4 separate regions of the Homo sapiens genome follow, and all the other regions are linked to region 4. Evidence: chromatin contacts called from ENCODE Hi-C or POLR2A ChIA-PET data. All regions are on one chromosome and are shown on one strand. Each heading gives the region's core, a stretch centred on a gene start or an enhancer-like site at or near the end of the contact. The rest is flanking DNA. Distances are from core to core; before and after follow the strand shown.

What was found. Hi-C counts contacts between places; a loop is a spot of excess contacts on that map. ChIA-PET counts read pairs that join two places held with the same protein, here RNA polymerase II (POLR2A). Pooled maps may share reads with other maps.
Region 1: a loop to region 4 is called in a map of endothelial cell of umbilical vein, with 13 times the contacts of the local background. The contact joins the promoter of PYGO1 here to the enhancer-like site in region 4. A Hi-C loop is called at or near these places in 1 of 168 maps with a recorded cell type or tissue (endothelial cell of umbilical vein) and 1 of 50 pooled maps. POLR2A ChIA-PET finds 5 or more read pairs at or near these places in 2 of 52 experiments (SK-N-SH and activated naive CD4-positive, alpha-beta T cell).
Region 2: a loop to region 4 is called in a pooled map of psoas muscle, with 2.3 times the contacts of the local background. The contact joins the promoter of CCPG1 here to the enhancer-like site in region 4. A Hi-C loop is called at or near these places in 2 of 50 pooled maps.
Region 3: a loop to region 4 is called in a pooled map, with 2.7 times the contacts of the local background. The contact joins the promoter of DNAAF4-CCPG1 here to the enhancer-like site in region 4. A Hi-C loop is called at or near these places in 2 of 50 pooled maps. POLR2A ChIA-PET finds 5 or more read pairs at or near these places in 2 of 52 experiments (A549 and H1).

What each region holds. Positions count from the first base shown.
Region 1 is chr15:55,587,036-55,590,172 of GRCh38, forward strand. It overlaps PYGO1 (pygopus family PHD finger 1), which reads right to left and starts at 1,310. Exons shown (of 3, transcript NM_001367806.1): 1 at 800-1,310. The coding sequence starts at 848. LOC124903497 (a long non-coding RNA gene) reads left to right here and starts at 1,515. Exons shown (of 2, transcript XR_007064647.1): 1 at 1,515-1,784; 2 at 2,268-3,137. RefSeq lists silencers at 1,082-1,131, 1,212-1,331.
Region 2 is chr15:55,407,109-55,410,500 of GRCh38, forward strand. It overlaps CCPG1 (cell cycle progression 1), which reads right to left and starts at 1,251. Exons shown (of 9, transcript NM_001204450.2): 1 at 1,113-1,251. It overlaps PIERCE2 (piercer of microtubule wall 2), which reads left to right and starts at 1,387. Exons shown (of 2, transcript NM_001198784.2): 1 at 1,387-1,678. The coding sequence starts at 1,661. All of the region lies in intron 8 of DNAAF4-CCPG1 (DNAAF4-CCPG1 readthrough (NMD candidate)), which reads right to left. RefSeq lists enhancers at 471-750, 1,111-1,380, 1,431-1,630.
Region 3 is chr15:55,496,451-55,499,833 of GRCh38, forward strand. It overlaps DNAAF4-CCPG1 (DNAAF4-CCPG1 readthrough (NMD candidate)), which reads right to left and starts at 2,134. Exons shown (of 16, transcript NR_037923.1): 1 at 1,757-2,134; 2 at 1,262-1,409. It overlaps DNAAF4 (dynein axonemal assembly factor 4), which reads right to left. Exons shown (of 10, transcript NM_130810.4): 2 at 1,757-2,134; 3 at 1,262-1,409. The coding sequence starts at 1,879.
Region 4 is chr15:55,896,103-55,899,340 of GRCh38, forward strand. The region is part of intron 5 of NEDD4 (NEDD4 E3 ubiquitin protein ligase); the gene reads right to left. Among named protein-coding and RNA genes, the nearest start is that of NEDD4, 96 kb to the right of the region's middle. Within about 2 kb of position 1,654, at least 16 of the 41 ENCODE cell types and tissues checked have a DNase peak (open chromatin) inside an H3K27ac peak, as active enhancers do; they include endothelial cell of umbilical vein, where a contact is called at or near this core.

The DNA.
Region 1 (3,137 bases), core at 60-2,559, 310 kb before region 4:
AATGAACAGTGAGTACTACTCCAACTCTAGAACTTTCAGTCTTAACCTTATTAAGAGCTAAAAGGCATCCCCCAATTTCCGGGTGGCATTTGACTTTTGTGAACTTATATGCAGTATCTTTTGTTTGACACATGGTTCCCTCTGATTTTTCTTAGATGATAGTAACACGAAAGGAAAATTCCTAACCAGTGCGCAAGAAAGAAGAAAATCAACCATGCATAACACTGATTTTAGATAATATCTTATCCATAAACCAACAGAGAAAATGCCTTCTGAATTTGTAGCTTCTCCTCTTAAACCTACGGAAAATAAACTGAATATTTGTTGCCTTTGCCGGGGTGGGGGGGCGAGAAGGGGGCCAGGAGAGACGTGAAAGCCCAGGAGCCCTTCTTCAACAGCATCAACTCTTGTGTACTCCAACTTACTTTTTTTGAGGGGGTGGGCACCGTTCGAGGTCTCTGCCAGGGGGTGTCTGTTTTTCACCCTTTGAGGTGCCTATTGTGCTGTCTTGAGAACGAGGAGAGGTGGGTGAGGAGGGGGTAAGAAAGGATGCTGCTTGCGGCTCCAACTGCCTCCGAACACAAAGTCGGGAGGCGAGGGATCCGCGCGGATGTCTCGGGGGCCAGCGGGCGCCCGGGCCGCGCGCTCGGATCGCAGCCTCGGCCCCGGGGTGCCGGCGGGACGCGGGCTGCGCGGACTTAGGCCCGGACAGAGCCCCATGGCCTCCCGGCGGCCGGGCACGGGGCCCCGCGCACCTCACTCACCCCGGTTCCCCCAATCCGGCACCCTTCTCGGTTACCTCGAACTCTCTTCAGCGAAATGGGATCCTTCTCCTGTTCTGCTGACATTACAGACCGCAAAGCATGACTCCCCCCCAGGCCGCGGGAATTCGGTCTCTTTGATGCTGCGGCGGCGGCTCCTCCTCCTCGCGGGGCCGCTGCGGCTGCGAGGCAAGCCTCGGAGCCGAGGCACGGCCGAGGGCGGTGGGGACGCGGGCCGACTTTGCAAAGTTTGGGAGGAGGACGAGGCCTCGGGGCGGCGGGGCGGCGGGGCGGCGTGCGGGCACCGGCGGGGCTCAGCGGCGGTGGCCGGGAGCGCGGCCTGGGGGCGGCCCCCCACCCGGGGCCGGCATGTGCTGAGGGCGAGTGCGCCGCCGCCGCCGCCGCCTCCTCCCACTCCTTCTTCTTCGCCGCCGCCTCAGGAGCCGCTGACAGGGGAAGCAGGAGGCTCGCGGCCCGGCCCTGGCGGCACACTCACAGCGCCCTCTGAGGAGGAGGTCTGCTCTCTCGCCGCTCCCGAGTCGCAGACACAAAAGCCCCCAGACTGGAGCCGCCTGTAAAACCCGCTCTGGGGCGGGCGAGGGACGTGGCGCGGCCCCGCGGCTTCCCCGCCCTGAGCTCCCCAGCCCCGCGCGGGGACGGGCTTCGGGGGGCGGGGGCCGCTGCCTCGTCCCGCGGCGCCTCCCGCCACCGCCGCCGCCTCGCGCTCCGCCTCGGCCCAGCCCCCACGGCCCGCGCGCGCCTCTTGCTCCAAGCCGGGGCTCGCGGGCCCGCGGCTCTTGCAGCCCGGGTGGGCAGCGCGCGCCTAGGGGCCGCCCCGCCCCGCGCCCGGCGCTCCCTCGCCGACCGCCAGGCCCGAGAACGCCCGACCCCGCGGCCGACGCTACCGGGCCCAGCTTTCGCAAGGAAAGGGCATCTCCGAACTTCGTCGGAGGCCACAGCAGCAGGCGTCTCGGCCTCGCAGCTAGGGATCGGAAAGATGAACGTACCATGCGAGGAAACTTTGTAAGCGGGAGCTGGAGAGTTCTCGGCGGGCATGTGGGGATCCAGATTCCCCGACTCCGTGTCCGCGTGGCCGTGGTGTGGACACCTGTCTGTAGAATGCCTCCACTTGGTATTTTAACGACTTGACTCTTCAAGAAAGAGCGACGTAGAATAAATACCAGAAAGGACGGTGGGCGGGGGAGGGGGGAGCGTGGGTAGAAGCGGTGACGCGGCTGGATCTCATTTAGACGTTAAATTTTAGGAGGAACACCCCCAGTGTGATTGTAAATTAGATGTGATCACCGGTCCACATTCTTCAGTTGGGCTGTGTGACCGGAGGCGACTTAGGTAACCTCTCTGGGTCTCAGTTTTCTTGTCTATAAAAGGCAGTGGGGCTACATCTCGAAGGTCTCTTCTAGCTCCGACATTGTTTAACGCACTTCTACGAAATTGTTTTCCCTGGTTTTTGTTTTTTGTTTTTTGTTTTTGTTTTTGTTTTGCTAGGTTTTCTGGTTATCCACTGGGCTTATTTTGATGTAAGAATCACCGAAAAGCACTCATGAAGCGTGGGAGGACACAGAACTAGCTACAGACAGGAGTCTCGTCCTTCCGGAGACAGACACCCAACTCATTCAGCTGCACAGTGTCACAGAGAACAGATGTTAACATGAAGCCAATGTACAGCCTCAACAGCTGCATACCAGACAATCGCCACAGCGGCTGATCGTCGTTAAGACATAGCGTGGCCGGAGGCAAATGTTACCCTTTATCTAATAAGGGTGGTCTGGAATTATGGAATTCCTGATTAGAAGAGTCAGACTAGGACAGGCTAAGGAAAATATTCTTACAGGAAGCACTCTGAGGAGAAGGTTCCTCCTAACTAGAATGTAAGCGCCATGCAGGCAGGAATTTTGACTGGCTCACTGCTGTATCCTCTGGTACCTAATACTGAGTAACACATAGTAAGTGTTCGGGAAAATATTCATTGATGTATGAATAAAGAGATTTGAAGTGGCCCTGGGACGACTGGGGTGGCAGGGCTTTGGTAAGTGTAATAAAGCCGAAGCAAATGGTAATATAATAAAGCAGATTGGGGGCCGGGCGCGGTGGCTCACGCCTGTAATCCCGGCACTTTGGGAGGCCGAGGCAGGCGGATCATGAAGTCAGGAGATCAAGACCATCCTGGCTAACACGGTGAAACCCCGTCTCTACTAAAAATACAAAAAAAAAATTAGCCGGGTGTGGTGGCGGGCGCCTGCAGTCCCAGCTACTCGGGAGGCTGAGGCAGGAGAATGGCGTGAACCCGAGAGGCGGAGCTTGCAGTGAGCCGAGATCGCGCCACTGCACTCCAGTCTGGGTGACAGAGTGAGACTC
Region 2 (3,392 bases), core at 1-2,500, 490 kb before region 4:
TCCCAGATACTCGGGAGGCTGAGGCAGGAGAATCGTTTGAAACTGGAAGGCAGAGGTTGCAGTGAGCCGAGATCGCGCCACTGCACTCCAGCCTGGGCAACAAGAGCGAAACCCTCTCTCAAAAAAAAAAAAAATATGAATTAAAATAATACCCTCACCATCTCCATCTTCTGCTATATGACCTGAACTCAGAAAATAAAAGTAAACCATTCACACTGGATGTGTGTGATAAATATCCCCTGAGACGTGTGGGACCCAATATGATTCTAATCTTAAAAGATACGATGCAGTAATAGCGATATTTCAAGCACTATCCTGTAGATTGGAGGAGACAAATCTAAAATTCATAGTACTATATAGTTAGCTATTCTAACTACAAGAATGCCCAACTGTGTTTTTCAATAAAAGTAGAGCAGAACAGTGCAAACTTCACCACTCAATAAAATACCTTACTTGGCGCTCCCAATAGTGCTAAACATAAACAACGCGTACAAGGCACTGCATGGGACAGCTGCTAATGAGGACAAATCGATTAGGGAGACCAAAGCTAAAGGAGGCCACTGGAACTGGAGAAGGATATGGAGAGGTATTTGATCATCATCAGGCTGGCGTGCTAGCGGAAGTCTCCGGGCATTATTTAATATTTAATCTTTCTATTCCTGACATCACGGGGGCTCAAATGTCATCAAAAGACAGGCTGGCATTAAACCCGGCAGGGTGACGCACATAACATCTTACCATATGGATTTTCATCAGTCCAGACCGACAAGCACCTCAAAGCCTGCCCAGTGAAGGAAGAAGGGTGGCCCAGGCCGTCAGCTCTCCCACCCTTGGCGCGCAGTTCGGTATAGCACTCGGGGTTTGGAGGCTGCAAGACCACCGGACCGGACGCCCCAGGGTCGGCTCGGGCCTCCGGAGCTGTGCACTCGCGCACGGCCCGAGGAGGTCGCCCGTGCGGCCGCTGACACCAGGCGTCAAGTCCCCGCCCGAGCAGCCCCAGCCTAGGAGGCGGACCCCGCCACTGCTCCTCTACTGAGCCGAGCGTGTCGGCCAGGGACTCAGACAGTCGGCACAAACCCCCTCCCGGGGTCTAAGCCCGCCTAGTACAGTACCTGAAGGGGCAGCGCCACCTCCGCCCGATTGTGCTGGCTGCCCCAGTGGCGGCGGTCACAGCTCGGGCGCCAATGACGCCTCTTATAAAAACAACCTGCTCGCAGGCGTCTGCAGCCGGCAGGCGGTGACCGGCTGGGCGCCGCAGTGCATGCCGTGACGCGTAGTCCCGCCTGCGCCTCCTGCCCGGCAGCGGTGAAGAGAAGAACTACCACTCCCGAAGTGGAGCGCAGGCCGCCGCCGGGCGGCTGCGGGAAGCTGGGCCAGGCGGCCGCAGATCCCCACAACATCCGGGAGCCGGCGACCACTTCCAGTTGCTATGGTTACGAGTTGCAACCTCCAGAAAGAATTCGTGGTTTCACCCGGGAAAACAGCTCCCCGGATTAAACGGATAGGTTTACACATACTGATCCACCCAGCTATTCATCTTCTGTTTGCTGCTTTAATTGGGTGCGGTTAAAAGGCCACGTCCCTAGGCGTTCACCGGCTTTCTTGCCATCTGCTGCATGAAAACTGACTTTGCCGAAAAAATTAACAAAGAAGAGCGAAAATGACAGACCGCAACCGGGTGAGTTTAGGCAGAGGGCTAGATGTTTGGGAATGTTGGTATTCGCTAGTATAATTTGAGGCACCACCTACTCCTACCACCCCCAACCCCACAACCCCGAAAAGCACTTTACAAGGCAACTACTGAGCTTTTACATTTACACTTGTAAATGCACGTTTCCTTAAGTCCGAATAGCCTCTGAAGGTGTAAAGACCATCGAGATTGTATGCATTCATACCCTACTGTTGCAAACTGTTCAGTGATGGTTTTGAACAAGAAAAACGTACTTTGTTAATTGTATACTTATTTAAATTGCACTGTGTCAAAGAAGGGAGTTGTTTTGAAAAAGGATTTGGTGGCCGGGCGCCGGGGCTCAACGCCTGTAATCCCAGCAATTTGGGAGGCCGAAGCGGGTGGATCACCTGAGGTCAGGAGTTCGAGACCAGCCTGACCTACATGGTGAAACTCCGTCTCTACTAAATACAAAAAATTAGCCAGGAGAGGTGGCGCGGGCCTGTAATCCCAGCTACTTGGGAGGCTGAGACAGCAGAATTGCTTGAACCTGGGAGGCAGAGGTTGCAGTGAGCCGAGATTGCGCCACTGAACTGCAGCCTGGGCAACAAGAGCAAAACTCCGTCTCAAAAAAAAAAAATCTTACATTTATATTCACTCTTTACAGAAGCAATAAAAAGTTTAGGTTTCATTCTCTGTCCCCTAATTGTGGTAAAAGTAAATAAATAAATGGAAAAATTAATAATAAACGTAAACATTAGCAAGGAAGACGGTGGACCTGAGCAGAGACAAAAGAGTGCCTCAAAATTAGACCTTTTTTATTTTTTATTTTTGCTTTTCTATTAACTATATTCAACATCAACAGTGACATCAAAAAATCTTAATTTTATAATTACAGCTTCTGCGATGGGCATTATTAATCAATGGCTTGTTTTCATTTATCTTTTTAAATGTATATGTATCTATACCAAAGGACTTCGAAAGGTCAAAGTGGTCTGGCTTTCTCTAACTGAAAATTAAATTACTAAGAAAGCTAATACCAGCTACTGGTAGATTTTTATACCTTTCAAGCCACTTTCACAGGCCAATTTTAAGATGTAATTTCTTCTGAAAAATCATTTACAATTTTAATTAACCTTTTTATCATTTAATAAAAGTTGATGACATGTGGCAGATAATTTGAACTCATCCTTTTATTATTCTTTGTATTGGCTATTTGTTTCGTTCTTAACTATAGTCAGTTTGAACTCCACATTTTAAGAATATCAGGTTTGAAGAAGGTGAAACCCATATTAGAAAACTGCAGTGGTTGTCTATGATGTAAAGTATAAAGCAATGGACCTTTTGTTTCTGAATCTATAAACATTTGTGAATTATCCTGGAAATCTAAAAAATTTTTAATTTAAGATTTAGCTTTTCCAGATTTTATGGTACTAATTATGCCAACAAAGTTTATCAGCTAATTTGTCTTCTGTTTTTACTAGATTTCGTTTTCTGCATTATGTTTTGAGCCAAAGCTGAACGAAATTCTAGAACCAGTAGTAAAGAGGGTCATTTGATAACAAGAAGAGTTCTCAGCTGGGCGCGGTGGCTCATGCCTATAATTCCAGCATTTAAGGCCCAGTACTCTGGGAGGCCGAGGCAGGCGAATCGCCTGAGTTCAAGAGTTCGAGACCAGCCTGACCAACATGGAGAAACACTATCTCTACTAAAAACACAAAAT
Region 3 (3,383 bases), core at 884-3,383, 400 kb before region 4:
AGTCACTAGCTGTGTGATTTTGCCAATTACTCAAACTTTCCATATGTCAGTAGCCTCCCCTGTAAAAAAAGGGTAATAATACCTAAGTGACAGGTTGTTTCATGGAATTACAGGCATGTTAACACCTAACGCAAAGTTAAGTACTCAATAAAGGCTATATATCAGGAGGGCTTACCCTTAAGACATGAGCCCACATCTTCTGCTTAATGTGCTCTAACTTTGACTAATTCAGCCTTTAGGTTTATTTAAATGGCTGCTGAAGCACTGTATCACTTAAATTAGGCTCATAAGCCTTTTTTTTTTTCTAAAACAGCAATTGAATGAGTTCAGGATATGCCACCCCAAAATATGCTGCTTTCATATAGCGATCATTTTGAGTTAAAGGCACTTGAAAGCAGCAAATGCAGGGAGAGGTTTTGCCAGAACTCCTCTTATCTGCCTAAAAACAGATTTTCCAAAGGAACCCAAGTGTCATAAATCTCTTCCCCTGGAGTTTCATTAACCAGGGAATATTGACTATTCTCCCAGAAAAGGAAACTACAAGTCAACACCACACTCTGACAAATTTTGTTAAAAGCTATCACATTTCCTATCTATTCTTCTAAGGATCCATTCATCTTTCCTAAAAATCATTTCCTGTTCTAAGCGGCCTACATCCCCTCCCCCTTCCCCTATTAAGACAGTCCCTAAACTCTCAAATCTCACCGCTTGGGGGGTATTCACTTTTTTCCCTGTGATGCCCTCAAGCACTAATATTAAAAATTCATAAATTTCTATACATTTTCTTCTGTCAATCCTTCTGTTGTTAGTTTATTTTATAGACCCAGCTATTGAACCTTGGAGAGTAAAAGGAAAGTCTATCTGGCCGGGTGTGGTGGCTCGCACCCGTAATCCCAGCACTTTGGGAGGTCAAGGCGGGTGGATCACTTAATGACCGGTCAGGAGTGTGAGACCAGCCTGGCCAACATGGCAAAACGCTCTACCAAAAATACAAAAAAATTTAGCCGGGCGTGGTGGCGGACACCTATAATCCCAGCTACTTGAGAGGCTGAGGTAGGAGAATCCCTTGAACCCCGGGGGCAGAGGTTGCAGTAAGCCGAGATCATGTCACTGCACTCCAGCCTGGGCGACAGAGCAAGACTCTTAAAAAAAAAAAATCTATCTTCCCCTACACAATATAGGTGCTTCAAAATAAAATTTTTTAAAAGGTCTGAAACCGAAAAGGTACAACCAGATGAACATCTTTTAATAAAGAACTTACCACCCGTCACAGAAAGGGTCTCCCACATGGCCGCTTCTTTTTTATACAAGGTGAAGACAATGGTGTCATTCCCAATCTTTGCTTTGCTGCTCTCATCGTCTATGGGAGCATAAAGAAATGCCTCAAATAAAAATGGAGGAAAGTTGACCTATGCAGAAGGGTGAAAACAGAAACTAAGTTAGTTACACAAATTAAGCACGCGTATTAAGAAACACGTGAAAAAGGTAAAATAACTTTCTAAAAGGCCCACTAAATTTATGCCAGGTAGTGAAAGATTAGCAAGGCATATGAGGAAGCCCTGGATAAAAGTAGTCTCTGATCTGATTATCTGTCTACAGATGGTGTGTTACCTGTATGGGATTCATTTTTTTAATAGGATTAAAAATTTAGGACGTTTATCGGCAAAGATGAGCCTGTTGCTCGTGCCCAGCTGCGCTCTTGCAGAAGCTTCGGACCACACCCCCGGAGACCGGCAGGCAAGACTTGCATTCTTACCTTCAGATAGTTTTCCGTGCAGAACACGTCCGTGTCTCTGACGCACACGCCTTTGAGGGGCAGAGACAGAAAGACCGCAGTCTTCGTCTGCTGCCAGCTGTAATCGCTAACCTGAAGAGGCATTCCGGTAGCAACGGGAGCGGATAGCGCGGCTGGTTGCTTCTTGCGCCTGCTTGGTTGCTAGGGAAGCTGGGGTTACCATGCGCCAGCCCTTCCGGGTCAGGCCGGCCGGGAGCCCGGCGTTCCCAGCGTGCTCCGGCGCCAGCACCTCGCGGACTCCATGCGTGACTATCCAGGCGCCCAGACCAGAGAGTGATGCCGATTCTTGGGGTTACCTTACGATCTGAGCGAATGTTCAAAGAAGTAGACCCATACCCTCTGCTTGAGAAAAAAAAAAAAAAAAAAAAGCACTCTGTGGGTCGGGCGCGCTAGCTCACGCCTGTAATCCCAGAACTTTGGGAGGCCGAGGCGGGCGGATCACCTGAGGTTGGGAGTTCGAGACCAGCCTGACCAACATGGAGAAACCCCGCCTCTACTAAAAATACAAAATTAGCCGGGCGTGGTGGTGCATGCCTGTAATCTCAGCTACTCTGGAGGCTGAGGCTGAGGCAGCAGAATCGCTTGAACCCGGGAGGCAGGGGTCGCAGTGAGCCGAAATCGCGCCATTGCACTCCAGCCTGGGAAACAAGAGCGAAACTCCGTCTCAAAAAAAAAAAAAGAAAAGAAAAAGAAAGAAAGAAAAAAAAAAGCACTTCCAGCCTCATAATGCGATAATGCTAAGGAGGGCTGTGGGCATAAGGCTCGGGAAAGCAGCCCATGAGGAGCAGGTGCAATGCCCATACGCCCTTGGTGCAGTGTCTTGTCTGTTTATTCTGACTGAGGCTATTAAGAGTTAGCGCTAGTTGTTCTGTTTTGCAAATTTCTTGGTCATACAGACTGTGAACAAATGTGAACCTGAAAGAGCCAATCCGTCAACATCCAGAGCGGCTAACTGGGTCTAAATTTAAAATAGAGACACGTGGTCATTTACCTACTAGAGGTCACACATGGACTCTGCGTTCTCCCCAAACCCACACCTCTGTTGAGTGTTGGGTCTTATAGGGCTCACCTGCCTCAACCAATCAGGGCTCAGCTGTATCAACCAATCAGAACTAAGTGCGGTTCAATCGTTCATTTGTATAAACGAACCTGACTGGGAACCTGGGCAGAAACTTTTGCTGTAAAACCCAAACCCTCCCTTTGTTCTCTGGAATGCACCTTTGTTTTACACCTAAGGCTTCAACTCCCCAGTTTGCAAACTGTTCCCTGAAATAGTTGCTTTGCTCCAAATTCCTCTTCAGAAAACGTTTGTTCACAACACATACCAGGAGCTTGTCTAAAACTATTGTATCCTGCAAATCCTATTAACTGTAAGGCCGCCAAAAGCACCTATATAGGTTTTGCTCCAAAGTTTGAAAACTGAAGAGAAACCACCCTATGATTCATCTGACAAATGCTTTGCTACAAATCTGGAATAGGGTAAATTGGAATTACACTGACACATTCCGTAAGTGCTTAAGTAGAATCTGAACTTAAGTGCTGCAGAGAAGCTTGAAGATTATGTAGTCTTATTCTACATATTTAAGGA
Region 4 (3,238 bases), core at 404-2,903:
CCCCAATAGCTGCAATGATCCTATATTTTGCCCTCTCAAGCTCACTCAGCACACCCAGCTCAATGCCATTTTATTCACTTTTGTCTTTATTTATTTTGAGACAGAGTCTCACTCTGTTGCCCAGGCTGGAGTGCAATGGCACGATTTTGGCTCACTGCAACCTCCACCTCCTGGGTTCATGCAATTCTCCTGCCTCAGCCTCCCCAAGTACCTGGGATTAGAGACATGCACCGGTATGCCTGGCTAATTTTTGTATTTTTTTGTAGAGATGGGGTTTTGCCACGTTGGTTAGGCTGGTCTCGAACTCCTGGCCTCAAGGGATGCACCTGCCTTGGCCTCCCAAAATGCTGGGATTACAGGGTGAGGCACCATACCTGGCCACAATGCCATTTTAATAAAAATTTACCTGATGATACTAAATTGCTAATTTCCTCCTCTGTAATTCTACTTCCCTTTGTATCTGTTTTTAATATCTGTATTATAGTTCTCTTGCACTCCAACCAGACGGTAAATTCCTTGAGGTCAACAAATACTAGTGACTAGCTTCTAGAGTCAGGCTCCAGGTTAAGTTCAGGAGGGTATTTCTGGTATCATGGAGCCTCCAGTCATGCATGGTGGACAAATATGCATATATAATTAAAATCTGTGTAAAAACTGCAAAGGAAAAGGATAAAATTCTATTCATGTATATAGAAATGTTAAGGAAAACTTTTATTCTTTGTTATAGCCCAATGTGCCTTACCTTTATAGTTTTAACATAATTTATCTATTTAAGACCTAAAGATAAATTCTAAATTATTAAACATGATAATTTATAAATATATTTGTATATATTTATGAATATACAATTTATAAAATATTAAATATGATTATTGACATGGCTTTTTTTGAGATGGAGTCTCACTCTGTTGCCCAGACCGGAGTGCAGTGGCACAATCTTGGCTCACTGCAAGCTCCACCTCCCAGGTTCACGCCATTCTCCTGCCTCAGCCTCCCGAGTAGCTGGGACTATAGGTGCCCGCCACCATGCCTGGCTAATTTTTTTGTATTTTTGTAGAGATGGGGTTTCACTGTGTTACCCAGGATGGTCTCGATCTCCTGACCTCGTGATCCGCCCGCCTCGGCCTCCCAAAGTGCTGGGATTACAGGCGTGAGCCACTGCGCCCGGCCGATATGGCATGTCTTAATGGAAAACTCTGCTGTGTCATCTTCGTCTTACTTAATCCTTCCTTTGTAAACATTAGCTATTTAGACCTGAGGAAGTACTCTAGGACGTGGAGGGAATTTTCCAAGAAGGAAATAGGAATAGTTCTAGCATTACAAAACTAAATCAGGAGTTGTGACAGGAAATGCTGCAATATCAAAAGAAGATGGTATCAGATTTCCTTTGACTTTTCAATCACTAGATTCTTAAAGTCCCACTTTGCCCATTTCAAAAGGGTCAGTATGTTCAACTTGGAGCAATAATAGTGAGGGTCGAATGACCTGCTCAACTCCCTGCAATCTGACTGCCTTCTTCAACCTGGCCTTACATTTAGCTTTCTGCCAGCAGTTTGACAGCCTGGTAAGGTTTGGGCTCCAGACTGGTTTATTAATTCCCTGCCCATGTGTCCTCCTGGCCTTGACTGTGGCTTATGTTCCTGCATCGTTTACTGTCTTTCCTGCCTCAGGGACTGAATTGTGTTTGCTTCAAGTTGTGGCAAGTTGTCTTCCTTACGAAGGGGTGATCCAAGCTTTCCCCTATACTTTTCCCCAGGCTTCCACATCCGGTTCCTGACCTTTCCTGCCCTCTAGTGGCCATGAGCCACACTCCCATCCTTGGCTGTGGAATCTGCACACAGTTGGTAAAGTTTGACAGATTAGAATATTTTACGTGAATTTCTATTATTCAAATGCCATGATATTATAACCCTGATCTTCCATTGACATTACCCCACAATTAAAACACACATCCATGAGAGGTGAAATCCACAACTCAAGTGGACTTAGATTCAGATAAAACTACCCCACTTAATAGTTTAAGTATAATCTAAGAATGTTTACACAATGTTCCAAAAGGAAGGTTAAAAATAATTCCTAAGTTTTTCCATATAGTGTAAGGCCTACCAACACACTGCACATAGTTGGAAGTCACTATTTAGCTCATCATTTGGTTGTTAGATTTATTGCTCCAGATTCCGGTTTTAATCATTTTCAAAGGTAAATGAATCTAAAAGTTACAAACTACTGAACTTCATATTCAATTTTTTCTATGTATTAAACAACACTAGCATTAGTGGGCCTGAAAACACTGTTAACAACTCAGGATTTATGAAAGTTTTCAGTCTACAGACTTTACTGAGATTATCCTCCTGCAAACTTCCTTAATTCACGGGCAAGCAGCCTTGATGCTTACAATAATTTCAACACTCTGATCCTTCTTTAATAATTTCAAAACATCTTATATATGTTCTTTGTCTTCCTTGCCTAGACTGCCCTATCAGAAGTTGGGATAATATCTTCTGCTCTTTTGTATTTCACAAAAAGAACTTTTTTTTTTTTTTTTTTTTTTTGAGACAAGGTCTTACTTTGTTGCCCAGGCTAAATACAGTGGCACAATCGTAGCTCAATGCAACTTGGACTCCTGGGCTCAAGTGATTCTCCTGCTTCAGTCCCTGAGTAGCTGGGACTATAGGCAAGCGCCACCACACCTGGCTAATTAAAAACAATTTTTTTTTAAATAGAGACAGGGGTCTCACTCTGTTGCCCAGGCTGGTCTTGAACTCCTGGGCTAAAGTGATCCTCCAATCTCAGTCTCCTAAGTGCTGGGCTTACAGGCGTGAGCCACTGTACCTGGCCAAGAAAAGACCTTTAAAAAGCAAAATCTGTTTGTTAGATTTTTAGTAGTCTTTTTCCTATTCATTAACAAATGGTAGTAAGCACAAATGATGCACAGTGATCAGTGAAAACAAAGATTTCTTCTCAGTACAATAAACACACTGCAAGAAGTATGTGTAAAGATTGTACATATGGCCAGAGAATATTTCTAAACAACAAACAAAATAATTATCAAATAATTCCCAAAGTAGTTTTTCTTCTTCTTTTTAATTCTCTCTCTCTCTTTTTCAAACCTTGGCACAAGACTACATTATGTAGTGGCAGAATAAAATGTTTTCTATAAAAAGTTTTACTTTTTGAAATGAATAGCCTTTTATTAGTTTTTAAAAATGTATTTCAGAAGTAGAAACTGATTATTCTT